3 separate regions of the Homo sapiens genome follow, and all the other regions are linked to region 1. A link is a contact called in ENCODE Hi-C or POLR2A ChIA-PET data. All regions are on one chromosome and are shown on one strand. Each heading gives the region's core, a stretch centred on a gene start or an enhancer-like site at or near the end of the contact. The rest is flanking DNA. Distances are from core to core; before and after follow the strand shown.

The links. A loop is a pair of places that touch in the nucleus more often than their neighbours do. ChIA-PET counts read pairs that join two places held with the same protein, here RNA polymerase II (POLR2A). Pooled maps may share reads with other maps.
Region 2: a pooled map shows a loop between it and region 1 (3-fold over the local background). The contact joins two enhancer-like sites. A Hi-C loop is called at or near these places in 5 of 50 pooled maps. POLR2A ChIA-PET finds 5 or more read pairs at or near these places in 2 of 52 experiments (BJ and activated T-cell).
Region 3: a loop to region 1 is called in a pooled map, with 2.5 times the contacts of the local background. The contact joins two enhancer-like sites. A Hi-C loop is called at or near these places in 8 of 50 pooled maps. POLR2A ChIA-PET finds 5 or more read pairs at or near these places in 2 of 52 experiments (BJ and naive thymus-derived CD8-positive, alpha-beta T cell).

Annotation. Positions count from the first base shown.
Region 1 is chr6:90,391,652-90,394,915 of GRCh38, reverse strand. No RefSeq gene overlaps it. Among named protein-coding and RNA genes, the nearest start is that of MIR4464, 81 kb to the right of the region's middle. Within about 2 kb of position 1,460, at least 2 of the 41 ENCODE cell types and tissues checked have a DNase peak (open chromatin) inside an H3K27ac peak, as active enhancers do.
Region 2 is chr6:90,024,627-90,027,832 of GRCh38, reverse strand. The region is part of intron 5 of BACH2 (BACH transcriptional regulator 2); the gene reads left to right. Among named protein-coding and RNA genes, the nearest start is that of GJA10, 130 kb to the right of the region's middle. Within about 2 kb of position 1,943, at least 2 of the 41 ENCODE cell types and tissues checked have a DNase peak (open chromatin) inside an H3K27ac peak, as active enhancers do.
Region 3 is chr6:89,998,710-90,002,066 of GRCh38, reverse strand. The region is part of intron 6 of BACH2 (BACH transcriptional regulator 2); the gene reads left to right. It also overlaps the pseudogene RN7SKP110. Among named protein-coding and RNA genes, the nearest start is that of GJA10, 110 kb to the right of the region's middle. Within about 2 kb of position 1,870, at least 4 of the 41 ENCODE cell types and tissues checked have a DNase peak (open chromatin) inside an H3K27ac peak, as active enhancers do.

The DNA of each region.
Region 1 (3,264 bases), core at 211-2,710:
AAAAACCATAAAATTTGCCTCCTATACATAAAAATGGGAACACTGGACACTCAGGACTACCAGAGGTGGGAGGTAGGGAGGGAGACCCCGGTTGAAAAACAACATATCAGGTACTATACTCACTACATGGGTGATGGGATCATTCGTACATCAAACCTCAGAAACACACAATTTACCCAGTAAAAAACCTGCACGTATACCCCCTGAACCCAAAATAAAAGTTGAAAAAAAATTTGCCACCTATAACATGATTTTTTTGCAAGTATCTACTGCTTTCTGGACCAAAGAGCCTCAACCAACTTAACATATACTCAGTGATCATCTAAAGAGAATAAACGTCCAAATAGCCCTTAATGTGAAAACTGTTTACACTTAGAAGCTAATGAAAATAAAAGGAAATTAAGTTAAATGCAGCATAATAGTCACTGGAAATATGGGCTTCTCAAAATCATTGATTCTATGCACCCTCCCACCAGTGGGGAAAGGAGAAAGAGAACTAACATATTTGAGTACCAACCTGTGCTAAGAATGATGCTAGTCACTCACATCCATAGCTCATGCCAACCCAGGAAGCATGAGGACCTGCAGCAGCATCAGTAACATTCTCCAGGCAACAAGCATCAGAGTCTTGGAGTCTGGTCCTGCTTTATTCTCCGTTTCTCATGAAGAATTTCAGTGACCGTCTGCACAAGGGAAGCAAGTTAGACCCAACCTAGTGAAGTGATGGCTTTGTTTCATCAACTTACCTACATTTCCAAGTCAGAATTGGATAGTCACTTCTTTCTTTTATATTTAAACACTTCCTTTCTCTCATCTCAGATTCTTCATCATAGCCCTGAAATTCACTTATGCGGGAGCCTACAGCTGAATCTCTGTTGTGTAATGGTCCTTTATTCTAGTATTTAATCTTTTCATCTCACCTACATACCACAGTGTTATGGAACATCGGGGCAATCCCTTCTAATTGACTAGTAAGGAGGATTTCATTTCATCCCTTGGTAATCACATCCTGGGTTTATTCACCCTTCTAATAATTCTATTAGAATGTTTATAAGATGACGTGCTTTTAATTGTTTTCCTGGTCCCAAAGATCCAGAGAGCAAGTTTCTCTAATGGGCTTTGTAACATCCATCCTTTATTTTTATTGCTAATGGACTCTCCAGTAATATAAAATGACTGATGAGTGCAATCAGAGAAAAGCAGAAAAATCAATACCTGTCCAGACTGCATATTAGTTAAAAGCAGGTGAGAAGCTGAGGCTAGCAGACAATAGGATTTTTTCTGCCTCTAAGTATCAGAAAAGGGGGGGAGATTATCTCAGATGGGCTGTGAAGCTCTCTGCAAAGGAGACTACAGGATGTTGAAACAAGGGAGTGCTGAAATCACTTGGTTATTTCTTAGAAATCTGTGGGAACTGCTTCCAGTAGAGGGCAGTGGTGCACACACACGCTGACCCCAGGCACTACCAAATTAATGTTGTCTCTTGCGGGGTTTCTCTCCTCACCTTCTACATCCTGTAGTGAGTCTGGCACAATCGAATTGGAAAGCGCACCCTTGTTCAGACACGGTTATTGTTAGCAGAGCCTCAGCAGCTGCAGGTTCACATTTGATGAGCTAGATTCTACACAGCAGACATGCTAAACATGGTACATGTATCGTCTCATTTAGTCTTCATAACAACCTTATGATACAGGTATTACTATCAACATCATCATCCCCATTTATAGATAAGAAGAGGTTATCTTGCCCAAGAACACCCAAACAGTGGTTCATAGAGCTGAGATTGGAATTGGCTCTACCCCACAACCCAAGAGCCTAGCTACTGCTGCTGCTACTACTACTACTACTACTAGTACTGCTACTACTGCTACTACTGCTACTATTCAGTGGCAGGCCTTACTATCTGTTCCATTCATGTGTACCCTTCATTATCTTACTGTGTGAAATTTCCAAACAGTCAGACCCTAGGTTACTCATACTTCCACCCATTCATAGCTCACAAATAATTTTATATATTTGGCTGGATGCAGTGGCTCATGCCTGTAATCCCAGCACTCTGGGGGGCTGAGGCGGGTGGATCACCTGAGCTTAGGAGTTCGAGACCAGCCTGGTGAAACCCTGTCTCTACTAAAAACACAAAAATTAGTTGGGCATGGTGAGACGAGCCTGTAATCCCAGCTACTCAGGAGGCTGAGGCAAGAGAATTGCTTGAACCCGGGAGGTGGAGGTTACAGTGAGCCGAGATTGCACCGCTGCGCTCCAGCCTGGGTGACAGAGCGAGACTCCGTCTCAAAGAAAAAAAAAGAATTTTATATAAGTGCACAATAAGTAAATAAATTTGAATAATTCATCATTCAAAAGCCCTTTAGATGTCTTTTACTGTACTGTGATGTATAGAGTAAACTCTACGTGCTCCCTACTTTGTCTTCATTTGCAATCTAAGACAAGTAAATAGCAATGATAAAGATGAACCTGTTGAAGACATAGACAAATGAGAAAGAAACTTGAACAAATACCTAAATGGAGGAAATCTTCATATATATATATATATATATATATATATATATATATATAATTTTATACATGTAAATGGAGGAACTAAGTATTCATATATATATAATTTTATATATGTAAATGGAGGAAGTAAGTATTCATATATATATATATATCAAGGGCAAAAGGCTCAGATGTTTTTCTATGCCTGCTTCTTGAATCTTCCCAGTCTGCTACTCCCAGATTTCTTGAAACCTTTCATTCAAGTCCTGGTTAGTTACAACTTCTGATCATTGTCTCCAGGAGTTTCTGCCAGTGGCCACTCCCAGGGAGGGGGAACTTGGGTGGGTTTCTGCACCCAGCCTTTCCTCTGAAGTTTCCAGCCAACCACTAGTCTCCTACTGTCTCTCAGAGCTTACCCCACTCACCCCAGAATACTCAGCCTCATCCTGATTCCTATCAGAGGCAATGACACTGACTCCTGCCTTATCTGTAGTTGATTACCCTTGCTTGTTAAGACAGTATAAATATTTACATTTCAATGTGTCTACGTGTCATATCTTTTATCATCTTGATTACTAACAAGGGTTCATATCAATTATCTAATATAGTTCTATGGCCTTAGAAAATACCTTATGGTTAACTGAGGTCATTGTGGATAAAATTAGGATATATTTTTATAATTTAAAGAATTAGGCCAGGCGCAGTGGCTCACGCTTGTGATCCTAGCACTTTGGGAAGCCAAGGCAGGTGGATCACAAGGAGTTTGAG
Region 2 (3,206 bases), core at 694-3,193, 370 kb after region 1:
AAACAAGGACCATCCTAAATACTTTATTGCTTCATCTCGTTTAATCCTCACATAAGTATTTTGTACATAGAAAGACCAAGGATTACACAGTCTAACAATGGCCCCAAAGCCAAAGCCATGCAGCTAGGAAGCAGGAGAGCAGGGATTCAAATGGAGCCCCTCTATCTAAGGATGGAAGGAGAAATGGAAAATAGGTGCATTTTAGAGTCAAGAAAGTGCGAAACACTGTGTCTCTCCGGTACCACCTGGCCAATGAGCCCTTGTGGCACCCATTCCTTACCGTTTGGAGAGGGGGTATTGTCTGCCCCCATGGCAGTACAATTCTGACTTTTTATAATGAGTGAATTAAAAAAAAATCTCTTCCTTAATATACTTGGCTTTATCTGAAGCATATTCTGTGAGGTGAAATCGTGTGTGAGTGGCAGTGGTATAGGCATATAAGACCGTCTGTATCTTAAACAGTATACTAAGTGTCATGTAGCATGTGTGTCACTACCTTTTGGTCACAATAATCGTCATTCTGAGAAGCTGCCAAGGACAGGACAGGGACTTGGAAAGCTCCAAGCACATTCTTTTTCTCCCATTCCTTTTCACTGCCTTTTCCCCGTGTTCTCTGAAGGGCATTTGACCTGCGTGTTAACATTCCAGTTCCATTTGACCTCCTGCTTGGTGACAGGTGGTCCAGATGCTTTTGTTACTTGATATGGGACTTAACAGACTGCCAACCAGTGGTCTTAGCCTCATGGTTTTCATCATTTTTAAATGGAAAAACAGGAGTGGGTTTCAGGTGTGCCTAGGCTCCAGTGGAAATCAAACCTTTCTCAAAACACTACCTGAATGACCCTCAAGCTAGATGACTTTCACCCCATTAGATGCTGCCTGCCTTTGGTCTTGAATTTCGATTTTCTTAGTTACCGGGTGAACCAACTTGCAATCTAAACTTCATTCGTTCTAGCCTGCATCCCTGCAGAGATGATGTTTCAGAACAGAATCATTTTGTCCAAAAGACCCCCATGCATGAAAGGAGCAAGTTTCCTTTTATTAAGAATCTTTTCTGTGAAAGCTGTATTTCTGCCAAGCCTCAGTATTCACTTCTGTTTCCTTTCCTACCTGTAAACCGCGTGCCCTCTTAGGAGCTGGGGCAGGCAACAGTAGAGATCAGGCGGATGAACAGCTGTGAAACTATAGATATTCTTTATGTATAGGCAGACAAAAGTGTGTCTGGAGGTAACCCCCACCCCCATTCCAAGAAGGAGTTAGGTTTGACAATCCAGTCTCTTAACATCATAATCCCTGGTCAGATGAATCTAACTTTGGCAGGTTATACATATTAGCATCTATAAGCAATACCTGGCCTGGGAAACATACTAGGAACAATGGCATGACTAATATATTGCTTCTTGACTTCACATGGAAACTCAAGCCCAGCATTGTCACTGACCTGGTGGGCAAACTTCTGACAGTAATTATCATTGGAAAATCTTGCAAAACTAATTTAAGAAACACAATTATTTAATTATAGCACTTTGATAGCGTTCTCCTCTTTCCTCTCTCTCCCTCCATTCCTCCTTCCATCTTCCCCACTCCTTTATGACATCTGAAGTCCACTAATTACTGAGCTCAATTTTCAGGCTGTGTCTTAGGTTTGACAGAAATGCTAAAGTTGAAATTAGACTTGCAGTCTCCCCTCTTTTCGGCATTTGACTATCTGTTGTCTTTTCTTAGTCTTGATTCTCTGTTGTGAGTTTTGACTTGGTTTTTTTCTAAGACAGAATAATTTCTGTCAGGTTCTGGGAACTCCCCTCCCACCCGATGAAGAAGTTTTGGGGAGGAGTTATGAGCCCTGTGTTGAACTGTGCACTAGGTACAAATCTGCAGTGCCTTCTATTAAAATGTAAAATGATCCGTTGAGTCATCCTCCCTCTGGTTTGACTCAGATGCTTTATGGCGCACTTTGCATGTCATTTCTCTGTAATGATTTCCCCATGGAGAAGGGTGTCTGATAGAATCCAGGCAGACTGAAGATTGCTCTGAGTCAAATGGATCTGTTATTCTTTTAGTATTAACCCTTATCTCTCAGTTTCCCATCCTCGTATTTTCCCTGAAGGAACTTTAATGAAGTAAATAGGTTCCACCACCCTCATTTAGCCTCCTAATCACTGTTCACAATTTCTTCTCACATTAGCAGCGTGAAGCTCTAGGGTAATATTTCTCTGGCTACAAGGGGAGGGAAGGGGACACTGGGAGAGAATATTTCACACAGATGCCCTGATAAAGAGAAATGCAGAAAAGAAATGACTTTTCTCTGTCCTCTAACTCCTAATAGGCATGAAGCACATGCTAATAGGAAGCAGAGATTAATGTATGAGAAGTGAATATAAATGGAGAACATAGACACAAAGAAGTAATACCAGAGACAAACTGGAAGTGACAATATAGAAAAGAAGGCTTGCCAAGAGTAGAAAATGACCTATCCCAGAAGAATAGATGGAGGCTTTGGCTTTACTCTTAACTGGGGGGTTACACAAAAGAAGCAAAAGCAAGCATCAACATATAAAAAAGACCAGTGCGATGATCACAAAGCTGCATATCCAAATCTGCCCATGGCTAAATTGCACATTTTCTCCCTGGTCCACACACCCACTGCCCCACCACCACCAACCACCACTAACAGTAATCATGCCCCTTGGATGGCCTGACATGGGCTCCCTTTCACCCGCTGATTTCATCTCCTTTTTGAGATGACAGTTTATGCACCATGCTATTGTTAAATCCCAGTTGTAGCCTTCTCTCTGGCCCGCTAAACGGGGTAGTCTCATCTGACATCGCTGGGTGGAGACAAGAGGAGAGGATGGACACCCCGCTTAATTCCAGAGCCACATACCTAAGACGGCTTTTGAGGGAGACGCTGACCTGCACACCAGAGCACTGTTTTGGCCATGGAAAGAGAATGCCGAACTATTGCTCAGTACTGATGGGCACTGTGTTCCATTAATGTGTGAAAGTTGACCTTTGATTCATCCTTTGGGTTGACTCTGTTTATAAGGGGGAAAGTTCACACTGTTATTGGATGGGTCTTCCCCTCTTCTTCATCTCTCTCAAAAGTTATGTGATGGCATTTTTCCCTTCCAGCCAGTTGTGTTCTTTTGAGCATCTCTAGCTTCCTTAAAAAGTCTTCTCAGGAACCACAGTTAGAAAAGCTCATG
Region 3 (3,357 bases), core at 621-3,120, 390 kb after region 1:
GACCATCCGGCAATTTGGAGGCCATTTGTGATTTCGTTGAGCACTTTTGGGGGAGCAGTAGAAACAAAAACCAATTTGATTGTGTTCTAGAGAGAATAAGGCTTTTTGAGTGAAAGGGAACAGAGAAGTAGATCAGTAGCTGGAGGGAAACGGTGTCAAAAGAGGTTTCATTTGGTTTTTTATTTTAAGTAGGAAGAAATCCCAACATGTTTGTACTCTGTGGTGAAGATTACCATTGCTCACCCACACCCAGTTTTCCTCTTTCCTAGACACACAGGAAGACTAAATTTGTAATCAGGTAGGCCATATGACTAGATCTAGCTGATGAAATGTGAGGTGAGGACTCTGCTCCAAGGCAGTCAAAAGTAGGTATAAGCTCTTTATGCTTTGTCCCATCCACTTAGCTGGTGTCAAAGGACTCTAGAGTGATGAAGCTGTAGCCTAGGTCCCTGAGTCACTGTTGGAAGAGAGCCAGCAAAATCCATCTGACTCAAATCAGACTCTGACATGATGAGAAATAAACTTTTAAGTTAATTAAGCACTCAAGATTTGGTGTTTCTGGATGTGAAGGCAATCTGGCTGCAACATCTGTCACCCCAACATCGCCAGGTTGATTGGGCTGATCTGGCTGGCTCAGTGGGTGTCGTTTCCCTCCCTCACTGCTCCACGTGTGTCCCTCCTGAAGCTGCAGGCTTGGTTGAAGAGGACGACCTTCCCTGATAGAGGAGGACCGTTCTTCATTCACAAGTATATACATAGCTGTGCTGCCTGCTAGAAGCTCCAAACAATCTCTCAAGATGTGGTGTTTTATCTGTTAGCACAGCAAAGCCTAACCTGTCCTAATACCTGGGCTGAAGGGAAAGTTCCAAAAGAGAGAGAAAACTTGATGATACAGGAGACAGAAGTTCAATTGCCTTCAGTATGCAACAGAGGATGGGATCTACTAACCAAATGGCCAGACTCAATAAGTCACATCCTAATCTGAAAATGATGGATTGGGGCTGGATGATCTCTGAGATCCTAGCCTATGTCACACAGGTTTACAGTCCTTGAACTTGGCTAGCTTCCTGTTGGAGGAAGAGAGAAAAAATCCTGTTGGTCAGGAAGAGTGGAGGGATGTTTGGATTGAGAGGTAGGGAAAAGCCATAAAGATGGGAGGCAAACTGGCCAGGAAGGGAGAGAACCACAGGACTCCAGAAGAGGCACAAGCTCAGTTCTCCCACTTTTATGACTTTTCCCTGACTTTTCAGAAAGGGCCTTCCTTACAGGCATTCACAGGAGATGACAGCTAAAGAGCGGAAAGAGACTTCTGGGCTATCTGATCACCTAGAACATAGGCGGATCATGGCTCTTTAACCATGTCAGAAGGTGTTAAGATTTTGAGAAAATTAGTTCACATTTAATGACCTCAATTTCAATATGAGTGTACAAGGAGTAACAATGCTAGTTACCAGTTTGACTTGCAGGGCCGCTGTTCAGATAAATGAAATGTGATGTGTTAAACTTCTTGGAAGGATGGTGCTATAGAAACAGTAGGTGTTATTATTCCCCTAAAAGGAAAGAACAGTCTTCTCTGATGAAATGGCTGTTACCTCAGAATCCTCATTAAAAGCTGTGGTGCAATTTTCCAAGTTGCGTTAGTAAGACTTGGCAGCAGATGAAAAAAAAGCAAATAAATAAGAAGTCAAAATATTTCAGGTAACTACTTGCTGGCAAATGAGAAGTTTTCAAGTCCTAGAATCATACTGATAATTTTGAAATGCCTAAAGGCAGAACTTATTTATAGTAACGCAGAGGTGACTGCTAGCCCTGAAATGTGGTCCTCAGTCTCGGATGGAGTTGCGGTAAGGCAGCGCCACAGAAAGGGGAGCTAATACTATTGTGACTCCAGCCCTGGAGGCTGTGGTGCTGATACAGAGGGAGGGAAATCTAGTGTGAAAATAGCCACAGCAATAGCTAATTTTAAAACTGAGACACATAAGCTGTTTCCAAACCTCTTACATTTTTTAAATCCTGAGGCCAGTAAGCCTATTTAAAGAAACTTATGCAGAAATGTGTTCCTCTTTTGGCATAGTAGTAGGAGTTGAGTAGACAAAAACCTAAGACATATCTAAAAATCATTTTAAGTGACCTGATTTCAAAGCCGTTTTTAAGATTTCTTTTCACTATGTCTATTTATCCCTATCTGATGTAGGATGACCACAATAATCAACATTTTGAAATAGATTTATGACAAGGCCTCTGAAAGTAAACTTGTTTGCATCAATTTTTTTAAAATAGTTACCGGCGTATCTATTCATTTTTAAACTCCTCTGTATATGAACAAAATATCCTTCATGTTTCTTTCTTTCTCCCATTATGGAGTCTCTTAGCTATTTCAATTAAAATTAATAATAGCTTTAAAGACAAAGTTCAGAGCTATAAAGTTCCTCACTTGATCAGTCATCATAACTATTATTTTGTCGTAGTTAATCATAGAACCCGGGCCTTTACCAAGGTACTTAATTAAACTTTTTAATTTATGATAAGAATTTAAATAGCACTTGTGAGAGTTTTTCAAAATTATTTCTACTTCCCATCCAGATTACACCCTACACCCTTGGAAAAAAAAAAAAAAAGGTGTGACAAAGAGACATCATGGCTGTCAGCCAAGGGTATTGTAGGTCACGCCAGCACGAACTGGCAGCAAGCCATTGTCCAATTAGCATGGCTTCATCCTTGCAGAGTAATCACTCTTTGAGTAGATGGTTGAGTCACTCACGATGCAGTGGTGCTTCACTTGAGCCAGTCCTTCTTAGAATAGGTTTCCTGTTCGCTGTTAATACCTGTCCTCATTTGCCAATACAAGTGCAGGATCATTTAGGCTGAAAGCTGAATAGAAGGCAAACATTGATTATGTATCTCATTTCTCTTGCTTCCTGAAAACTGAGATTGCAGTTAAACAGTGAAAGCACGGTGTGTTTTTTAAGTGAGTTACAAGAAAACACAGTTTCCACACCAAAATACTCAGAGTTAGAATCCAAGAGTCAGTTTTTGTTCTGTCTTTTCTTTGGCAGCTTTAACATTTGGCACAAATCTGAGGATATCAATAAAGTTACCTAATAATCTTAATGGATTCGCATTCCATTCAAAAATTTGGAATGTCACCCAATGTCTTCAGGTTTCAACTCCATTGTTGGGGTGTTCATGACATTTCTGGTGGGTGTGCAGTTATAAAAGCAGACAGCTTTTGAAAGAGGCCCTTCTTATGGTGAGAACACCTGGAATCTTGGTTGGATAAGCTGTAAGCCAGGAAATTGATTCAGGAATTTTTTAATAAAATGGATCATACCCAGGCATTGGAGTGATGCATGGTGG